2 separate regions of the Homo sapiens genome follow, and region 2 is linked to region 1. A link is a contact called in ENCODE Hi-C or POLR2A ChIA-PET data. All regions are on one chromosome and are shown on one strand. Each heading gives the region's core, a stretch centred on a gene start or an enhancer-like site at or near the end of the contact. The rest is flanking DNA. Distances are from core to core; before and after follow the strand shown.

What was found. A loop is a pair of places that touch in the nucleus more often than their neighbours do. ChIA-PET counts read pairs that join two places held with the same protein, here RNA polymerase II (POLR2A). Pooled maps may share reads with other maps.
Region 2: a map of endothelial cell of hepatic sinusoid shows a loop between it and region 1 (5-fold over the local background). The contact joins two enhancer-like sites. A Hi-C loop is called at or near these places in 62 of 168 maps with a recorded cell type or tissue (A673, IMR-90, PC-9 and 38 more), 4 of 37 single-sample maps with no recorded cell type and 35 of 50 pooled maps. POLR2A ChIA-PET finds 5 or more read pairs at or near these places in 6 of 52 experiments (AG04450, H1, PC-9 and 3 more).

What each region holds. Positions count from the first base shown.
Region 1 is chr2:1,598,205-1,602,686 of GRCh38, forward strand. The region is part of intron 4 of LALTOP (lung cancer associated lncRNA targeting TOP2A); the gene reads right to left. Among named protein-coding and RNA genes, the nearest start is that of LALTOP, 25 kb to the right of the region's middle. RefSeq lists an enhancer at 187-686. Within about 2 kb of position 2,527, at least 8 of the 41 ENCODE cell types and tissues checked have a DNase peak (open chromatin) inside an H3K27ac peak, as active enhancers do; they include transverse colon, where a contact is called at or near this core.
Region 2 is chr2:1,734,885-1,739,366 of GRCh38, forward strand. The region is part of intron 1 of PXDN (peroxidasin); the gene reads right to left. Among named protein-coding and RNA genes, the nearest start is that of PXDN, 7.4 kb to the right of the region's middle. Within about 2 kb of position 2,452, at least 7 of the 41 ENCODE cell types and tissues checked have a DNase peak (open chromatin) inside an H3K27ac peak, as active enhancers do; they include transverse colon, where a contact is called at or near this core.

The sequences.
Region 1 (4,482 bases), core at 1,277-3,776:
GGACACAGCAAGCTGGTGGCAACCACTGCCCCAGGAGTGGGAGGAGGTCCCTGTGGGGTCAGGGCTGAGGAGCTGGACACCATCCGTGCCTTTGGTGACGACTGCAGACACAGCTGTCCCAGGAAAGTGGGAAATAGGCAATGCGGAAAACAGGCCTTGCTGACTCCTAGCCAACGAGGGAGGTGCCAGGCAGCTGATGGGCACAGAGCACCCTCGAGTCTCTCACGTCCCAAACCGGGCTGGGCCCCAGGGCAGGGCACCCACAGCAGAAGCTGAGCACGCGGAGGCTGCACCAGGCACCGGATCATATGCATACACAGAGATCATACACACAAAGAGATCACAGACACACACATGCAGGCACCGGCTGCGTGGCCCTGCACACCCTCTGGGCTCCCCACTCTCGGCGGCATCTTTGGTGTCAAAGCTTCCCCTGAGTCTCAGAACCTCCAGGTGTTCCCTGGCCTGGCCCTGGGAGATCCCGTGATGCCTCCTCTGGTCCCCACTCCTCAGGGCTTGTAGGCAGCATTGGAGAGTCTGTATCTGAGCAGGTCTATGCTGTCAAGCTCCATCAGAACAAACATGGATTTGCAGGCAGAAGCCCAGCTGTCAGCCTCGCTCGGTGAACTTAGAAAAGTCATTGAGCAAAGGGAACCTCAGAATCTCCTGAAAATGAGGATTGTCCTCAAAGTTGTTGACGAAAATCAGATCCGAGCTCACTAAGCCCATCAAATTCGTTTCACCGGCTCATAAAGTTAGGAGAAGGTCATCTGGGGAGTAGACGCGCCTTCCCAGGGCTGGCTGTGTCCCTCCGAGATGGAGCCTGGCACCTGGCTCCAGGCTCACTTTCCTAACTATGTAAAGAAATGGTCTCATCTCACCAGAGGGCACCAGGGCCCCTTCCGGATTTGGGAAGGGGGCTTGGGAACTGCCTTCTCTGCCTCAGTAGGTGGTGAATCTGGTGAGCATCTCATTCCAGCTGCTCAGGCCATCAGCTTTGGAGCCTTTCTTGGCCCCTCTCTTTCTCTAATAAAGTTCACTTAACCAGTTAGAAATCATGCTGATTCTACCTTCAAAACTACTGTGCATGATTTTGGGGACTGAATCCCACAGCATTTCAGGGTGAGCATTAAGGAACAAGACGCATTGTACGAGGTGAAACTAACAAGATTCAGGAGGAGAAGAGAGGTGCCCTGGCCTGTCCCCCATCCCGTGTGGCCGTGGACGGCGTCTCCTGGCCAGAGGAGTTGCCACCTCCCAGCTCCGGGTACTGCAAAGTCTGCTGGCAAAGTCATGGGACCACGAGGACAAGAGAAACAGAAACAGCAGTGCGATTCCCATGTCTTCAGTGAGCTTGGCTGCAGCCCTCCTGGGGAGAAGCTTATTCTCCAGGCACCCAGGATGAGGCACTGGCTCAAGGTCGCTCATGATAGCTCTGCTCATGGCCTCTGCCCTCTGCTCTGTCACCAAACCCAAACCAGGGCATTTCACTCTTTGGCTTAAGAATAGCAAAGCCTTCCTTCTCCACTGGCAGGATAAGCCGTCTTCACAGTGGCCTGGGATGCCCTGGAGGGCCCAACTGTGTTGTGCCCTGGCCCCTCCTCTTCCTGCTGCTCCCTGCTCACCCAGCTCAGGGGTCTCCCTGCCACAGCCTTTGCCTGCCCCTTCCCTCTGCCAGCAAGTCTCCTCCGCAGCTCTGTGCATGCCACACTCCTCCGATCCCCCGACCACCTGGTTTAACCCCGCACCTAGCTCACCCCACCACCCTCCAATTCCCTGGGGCCCTCACCCTGTTCAACGTCTTTTTCCATAACACATATCATCTTCCAGCATTCGATGTGATGTTAGTATTGATGATGCTTATTGTTAACTGATTGCCACCTGTCCCTCCACACCCACCTGACTAGAAGGGAAGTTCTCTGGGGCAGGGTCTGTTTTGCTCACTGAGGCATCGCCAGTGCCTAGAACATTGCCCTCAATAAATATGTGTTCAAGGATGAGAGATTGGACAAGTGCTGACTGACACTCCCGCATGTCAGGAACTGTGCTGGGCCCCGGGATGAGAGCTGGACTTTAAAAACAATACTGTGAGTGGATGAGCCGCGGCCTGTGCCCTCAGGAGCCCCTGGTCTCGGGGAGGCATGGATCTGTGTTGCTCATGAGGATGGGGCTTATTCACGGAGCTGGGCCTGGGACCCCCGGGGCCTGTTCCTCCATCATCTGCTGACCATTTCCAGCAAGGATGGTCAGCAGCGTCGCATCTGCTGATGAACGAGCAGGGGAAGGGCGCTCTGTGTGCATCGGACTCTTCCCAGATGTGGAAGATTTGCCTTCCCAGAAAAAACCCGGCTCATCAGCCTGCAAACCACAGACGTGCAGGGATCCACAGGGCCCCACATCTGGAGGTGACGTCATTGTGTGTGTGCCCCCTAACCCGGTGATGTCAGGCCTGCTAAGTCCAAAGTCCAAGCCATAGCTGACCTGCCGTGACCTCCTTAGCCGTTCTTAGGGAGAAGCTGTGACCCCACATGAGACCTGGAGATGGAAGAGGCAGTCTAAGGGCTTAGTCATTTGTTTACCAGGGTCTAAACATGGTGCTGGGGAAACAGGCCAGAAATCCAAACAAGCCTCCTCCCGGCTTCCTGTCCAACACTCCACCCAGAGGTGCCCCGAGGCTCCCAGACGCTGCCCGTGGTGCCAGCTCCCTTCAGGACTGTCCAACGCTCCACCCAGAGGTGCCCCGAGGCTCCCAGACGCTGCCTGTGGTGCCAGCTCCCTCCAGGACTGTCCAACGCTCCACCCGAAGGTGCCCCGAAGCTCCCAGACACTGCCCGTGGTGCCAGCTCCCTCCAGGACTGTCCAACGCTCCTCCCGGAGGTGCCCTGAGGCTCCCAGATGCTGCCCGTGGTGCCAGCTCCCTCCAGGACTGTCCAACACTCCACCCAAAGGTGGCTGAGGCTCCCAGACACTGCCCATGGTGCCAGCTCCCTTCAGGACACTTGTTCCTCCACCTCCACTCGGGGGAGCCTCCTGCACTTGCCCTGGTTGTGTCGTAAGGCTTGGATTACAAATGTAAATATGCACATACAGAGAAGTGTCTACTACAAGTGAACATACCTCTATAAATATTTATCAGTTTATATTATAGATATTTGCATAAACATGTTCTATGTAAATATGTACTTTAAAATAATTATCTGGGTGGATAGATAATTGTCTGGCCCAGTGTGTAGCAGACCCAGGGCCCCTGGTGCTGGCAGGCATTCCTCCTCCTCCCTGAACACCCCTGGGAAAAACGGGGTTCCCCAGGTGCCTTTTGAGAAAGAGGGAAGGTTTGGGTTTGCCAGGGATGGGTACAGCCTCTTCAGCTCAGCAAAGCTGGGGAAGGCTTCACCGAGCACTTGGTCTCGGAGCTGGGCCTTCCGGGATAAATGAGGCTTTGTCCGCTGACTATGGGGAGTGGGTGGAGGGTGTCCCTGGCAGACATGGCCGAGTGTGGAAGCCCCTGAGGCCTCGGGGAATGGAACCAGCTGGGCTGCAGAGGGGTCAAGGCCAAGCTACGATGCCCCTTGTACTCATTCTTTGGACTCAGCCGATGTGAAGCAGGGAAATTGTGTAATGTGTTTTGCTTCTTAGAATGATCATGTGGGCAGCAGAGCAGAGAGTGGTTGGGAGCACAAGGTTCAGAGAGGCAAGAGGACACGAGGCAGTGGTCGGAAAGACAGGTGAGCACATTCTGCAGCTGGACAGAAAAGGTGGCATTCACTGAAATGAACGTGGGTTTGAAGGAGCAATATGAAGACTATGACGTAATTTAAAACGTGCAGGGATGGATTTCTATGCCCAGGAGTGGGTGTGCAAGAACTGACCTCTGCCGTTATTTTCTATAAGCCAACGACACCCTCTGCATGAGCGGAAACCCGCTTCAATCCCTGTAGATCCTGTCCCTGCGTTCAATCAGGGTCATGTCAGGCGCCCGGGATGGAAGCCAGCATGAGGAGTCAGGGAGAGGGTTCCTCCCCACCCACCCGACGCAGGACGCTCTCAGCTGCCCCCGGCCCTTTCGCTTCGGGCCTCCAGGGTTCTCTCCGCTCCCTGGACAGCCCCTCTCATTTCCCACCCAGATGCTCACATTTCTTCTAGGCCAGGCTGCTCCTCGCTTGGCCCTCTGCCTCTTCTGCCTTGTACCTTCTCCTAAAGTGCTCTAAATCCTCATAAGGATCTAGGCTTTTGGAAAATCACAGGCAAGAGAAAAAAAAAAAGCAGGACTCCTGAGCTTTGGGCCAGCTGTTTTCTCCCCTTTGGTGCTGAAGTGGAATCGGCCACCTGCTTACAAGGACAGCGTGAGAGGGGAAAGGGGAGGAGCAGGAACGTGCATGAACCCGACAGAACAGAGGGGATGATGACCATGAGAATAATGGATTATTTACTGGGCATTGCACTAAGTATCCCACAACTGTGTCATTGAATCTGAAGATAATC
Region 2 (4,482 bases), core at 1,202-3,701, 140 kb after region 1:
AAATAAAGGCTCACATTTGCCTATCCTATAAAAATGGGAGTCAAACCCTGCTACTGCTTTATCCACTAGGTTTAGGGAATATTCTAGATCCTGTGTTGTCATTTCAACAATGTTCACAGCATCTTCACCAGGAGTAGAATTCATCTCAAGAAGCCACTTTTTATGCTCATCCATAGACACAACTCCCCCTCTGTTCTAGTTTATCATGAAGTTGCAGCAATTCTCTCATATCTTCAGACTCCATTTCTAATTCTAGCTCTCTTGCTATTTCCACCACATCTGCTGTGACTTTCTCCACGAAGTCTCTGAACCCCTCAAAGCCATCCATGAGGGTTGGAATCAACTTCTTCTAAACTCCTGTACATGTTGATGTTTTGACCCCCCCATGAATCAAAAATGTTCTTAATGGTGTCTAAAATGATGACTCCTTTCCAGAAGGTTTTCAGTTGACTTTGCCCAGTTTAATCAGAGAAATCGCTATCTATAGCAGTTACAGTATTATGGAATGAATTTATTAAATAATAAGACTTGAAAGTCAAAATTAGTCCCTAATTCATGGGCTGCAGAATAGATGTTTTGTGTTAGCAGCCATGAAAACAACATTAATCCCCTTGCATTCTCCATCAGAGCTCTTGGGTGACGAGATGCATTGTAAACGAGCAGCAGTATTTTGAAAATAATCTTTTTTTCCGAGCAGTAGGTCTCAACAGTGAGCTTAAAATATTCAGAGAACCATGCGGCAAACAAATATGCTGTCATCCAGGCCTTGTTTTTCCATTGGTAGAGCAGAAACACAGTAGATTTGGCAGGGTCCTTAAGACCCTAGGGTTGGGGAATGGTAAATGAGCACTGGCTTCAGTTTAAAGTCACCAGCTGCATTAGCTCCTACCAAGAGTTCACCCTGTCCTTTGAAGCTTTGAAGCCAGGCAATGACTTCTCCTCTGTAGCTATGGAAGTCCTAGATGGCATCTTCTTCCCATAGAAGGCTGCTTTGTCCACATTAAAAATCTGTTGTTGAATGTGGCCACCTTAATCACTGATACTAGCTAGAACTTCTGGAGAACTTGCTGCAGCTTCTCCATCAGCATTTGATGCTTCACCTTGCACTTTTATCTTATGCAGTTGGCTTCTTTCCTTAAACCTCATGAACCAATCTCTGCTAGCTCCAAACGTTCCTTCTGCAGCTTCCTTAACTCTCTGCCTTTACAGAAATGAAGAGAGTTAGGGCCTTGCTCTGGATCAAACTTTGGCTGAGTGGAATGTTGTGGCTGGTTTGCTCTTCTTCCCAAACCACTAAAACTTCCTCCATAAACTAACTGATGCAAGAGACCTAGCTTTTGACTTATCTCAGCTTTTGACATGCCTTCCTCACTAAGCTTAATCATTTATAGCTTTTGATTTAAAGTAAGGGACATGCAACTCTTCCTTTCACTAGTACACTGAAAGGCCACTGTAGGGTTATCAACTGGCCTGATTTCAATACTGCTGTGTCTCAGGGAATAAGGCCTGGAAAGGGAGGAGAGATGGAGGGACGGCCAGTCAGTGGACAGTCAGAACACACACAACATTTAGATTAAGTTTGTAGTCTTACATGGGTGTGGTTTATAATACCCCAAAACAATTACAATAGTAACATAAAAGATCACTGATTACAAGCCAGCCACATGGCTCACAGCTGTAATCCCAGGGCTTCAAGAGGCCAAGGTGGGAGGACTGCTTGAAGCCAGGAGTTGAAGACCAGCCTGGGCAAATAGCAAGACTCCATCTCCACAAAATAAAAAATTAAAAAGAAATTTAAAAAAAAAAATCCAGGCATGGGGGCACGTGCCTATAGTCCCAGCTACTCAGGAGTAGCTAAAAGTAGGAGGCTAAGGCAGGAGGATTACTTGCACCTTGGAGGCGGATGTCAAAACTCAGCAAGCCTACTTTAAGTATGTGCCCTTTTAAAATGTCAATTATGTCTGATAAGAGTTTTGTTATCTCATGTGGACAAAGGTCAAATCAGGTAACAGTCACTGGTCAAGCCTCTCCTTCTGATTTAACTGTAGAACAAAAGACAGATGCTCCCGAAGGCTCCTCCTAAAGCCTCCAAAGCTCTGCAGGGCTCAGCATACAACAGCCCGGTAGGACAGAGTGTGTGGGGCTGACCGCAGCCTGCTTTCCCGTAAACACCCTGCCCTGGTGCTCCGGGCTGCTCAGACGTGCAGGGCATCTGGACAGGAGCAGGGCATGAACCCTGCTTTCCACGGGCAGATGACGCAGGAGGCAGTCAGATCTGGAATAAACAAGACACCAGAACACCCAAGGCCCTCAGACGCCCGGAGGACGGCTGCCATTCTTCACCTCGGGCCTCCGGGCTAGTCTCCTTGGAGTTCTGTGTCTCCCATCCTCTTAGCTTGAAACAGGAGGGAAAGCAACATCCTCCAGAATAAAGAAACCAATGAACACAGCAGTGATGACTGATCTCGTATCTACGCCAGGATAATCTAACCCACGAAACAGCGGACAGTCTACTCATGGTTTTTGTTCGTTTTTGTCAGCTTCAGTTTACATTGCATGAGTAATCATTCCACTGAGACATCTTTTAGATTTACTATTTTGCTGTGGCCTTTTGGATCTGAAGAGAAATTAGATGGGGAAAAACATAATGCCTATTCTTTTCTTTTTTTTTTTGAGATGGAGTCTTGCTCTGTCCCCCAAGCTGGAGTTCAGTGGCACGATCTCAACTCACTGCAACCTCTGCCTCCCAGGTTCAAGCGATTCTCCTACCTCAGCCTCCCGATAGCTGGAACTACAGGCGTGAGCCACCACGCCCGGCTAATTTTTGTATTTTTAGTAGAGATGGGGTTTTGCCATGTTGGGCAGGCTGGTCTTGAACTCCTGACCTCAGGTGATCTGCCCACCTCAGCCTCCCAAAGTGCTGGGATTACAGGTGTGAGCCTCCATGCCCCCCTTAATGCCTATTTTTCAAAATAAACTTTAAAACAAAGAAAACAAAAATTACTAGTGTTATGAATTTAGAAAAATATCTATCAACCAGTTATATTACTTTAGCATCAAAAGAAGCATGCAGCCACCCACTAACATATGTGTGCTAAGTCACATGCAGGTGGTCTGGCAGCAGGCAGAGTTTAACAATTCAACCATCCAGCCTTGATCCTGAGGAGCTACTGGCCCACATAGAGAGATACCACTAACATATAAAATGTCCTGATCGGCTATTTAAGCATCAAACATGGTAAAGTTGGTCTTCTCTTAAATTGAATTCCCTCAAAAAAGGTACTTTTAAATAAATCACATTTTCTTCTGAACCCCAAAAGCATATGGAACTATCACTATTAAAATAATTAGTAAACCTGGGCGTTGGGAAGTACGAGAGAGCTCACGTGTTGGTCACTAAAGACCAGAGGCCAGCATTAGCTTCTCAGCTCCAGGCCCTGAGTAGGAGCGGGGAAGATCTCTGTACTCCTGAGAGATCACTCGATTCCCAGCCCTGAGTTCCCCTCCCAGAGCACTGATGTGGGCCGGGCAGGACTGCATGCATTTGCATCTATTTTAGCTTCTTACTGTCAAGCGCAAAGGAAAAACACCTGGATTCTCCAATCAGAAAGGTATTTATCTCATAATAAGCCAATGGGAATCAGCATAATGCAAGTTGATCTTCAAACTTTTTTTTTTTTTTGAGACTAGGTCTCGCTCTGTCACCCAGGCTGCAGTGCAGTGGCATGATCCCATCTCACTACAACCTCCGCCTCCCAGGCTCAAGCGATTCTCATGCCTCAGCCTCCCGAGTAGCTGTGACCACAGGTGTGCACCACCAGGCCCAGCTAATTGTATTTCTGGTAGAGAAGGGGTTTCGCCATGTAGCTCAGGCTGGCCTTCGAACTCCCGAGCTCAGGCAATCTGCCCGCCTTGGCCTCCCAAAGTGCTGGGATTACAGCCATCAGCCACCACACCCAGCCTGATCTTCCAACTCTTACCCAGCTTTGAGATTCATGACGTCTGCCCTGCAGACTGGAATTCTGTCTTTGTTCTGTTTACAGACTTAATTTTGAACCCTGGATCTGTGCCACGGAGGCTGCTGCCCGGACAATGCAACACCCACTTCGCTTAAAAAGGCCCAAGTTTTACCCCAGGTAAGGGGCCCTCATCAGCTTCTGGCCAGTGTGTTCCGGGAAGATCAGATGCCTTCCATGGCCCCGGAAGGTAGTCATGCGCTCCAGACCCAGTGGCAAGGCCTCCTGTCCACTCATGGACGTCTTGAAAACTGGCGTGCCACACAGACCATCTGGTCCGTTAAGACAATTCCCCAAACTTCTGCTTGTGCACTGAGTCACGCATTCTCTTTTCACCGGACTTAGCTCTGTCGGAAGGGAACTATACAGCTGCCAATCATCAGCAACTAGGGAAACTGAGTCAGAACAACAGAGAAGCAAGCCAAGTCACCCACGCTGGGGAGAAAACGATAGAATATCACAGCAT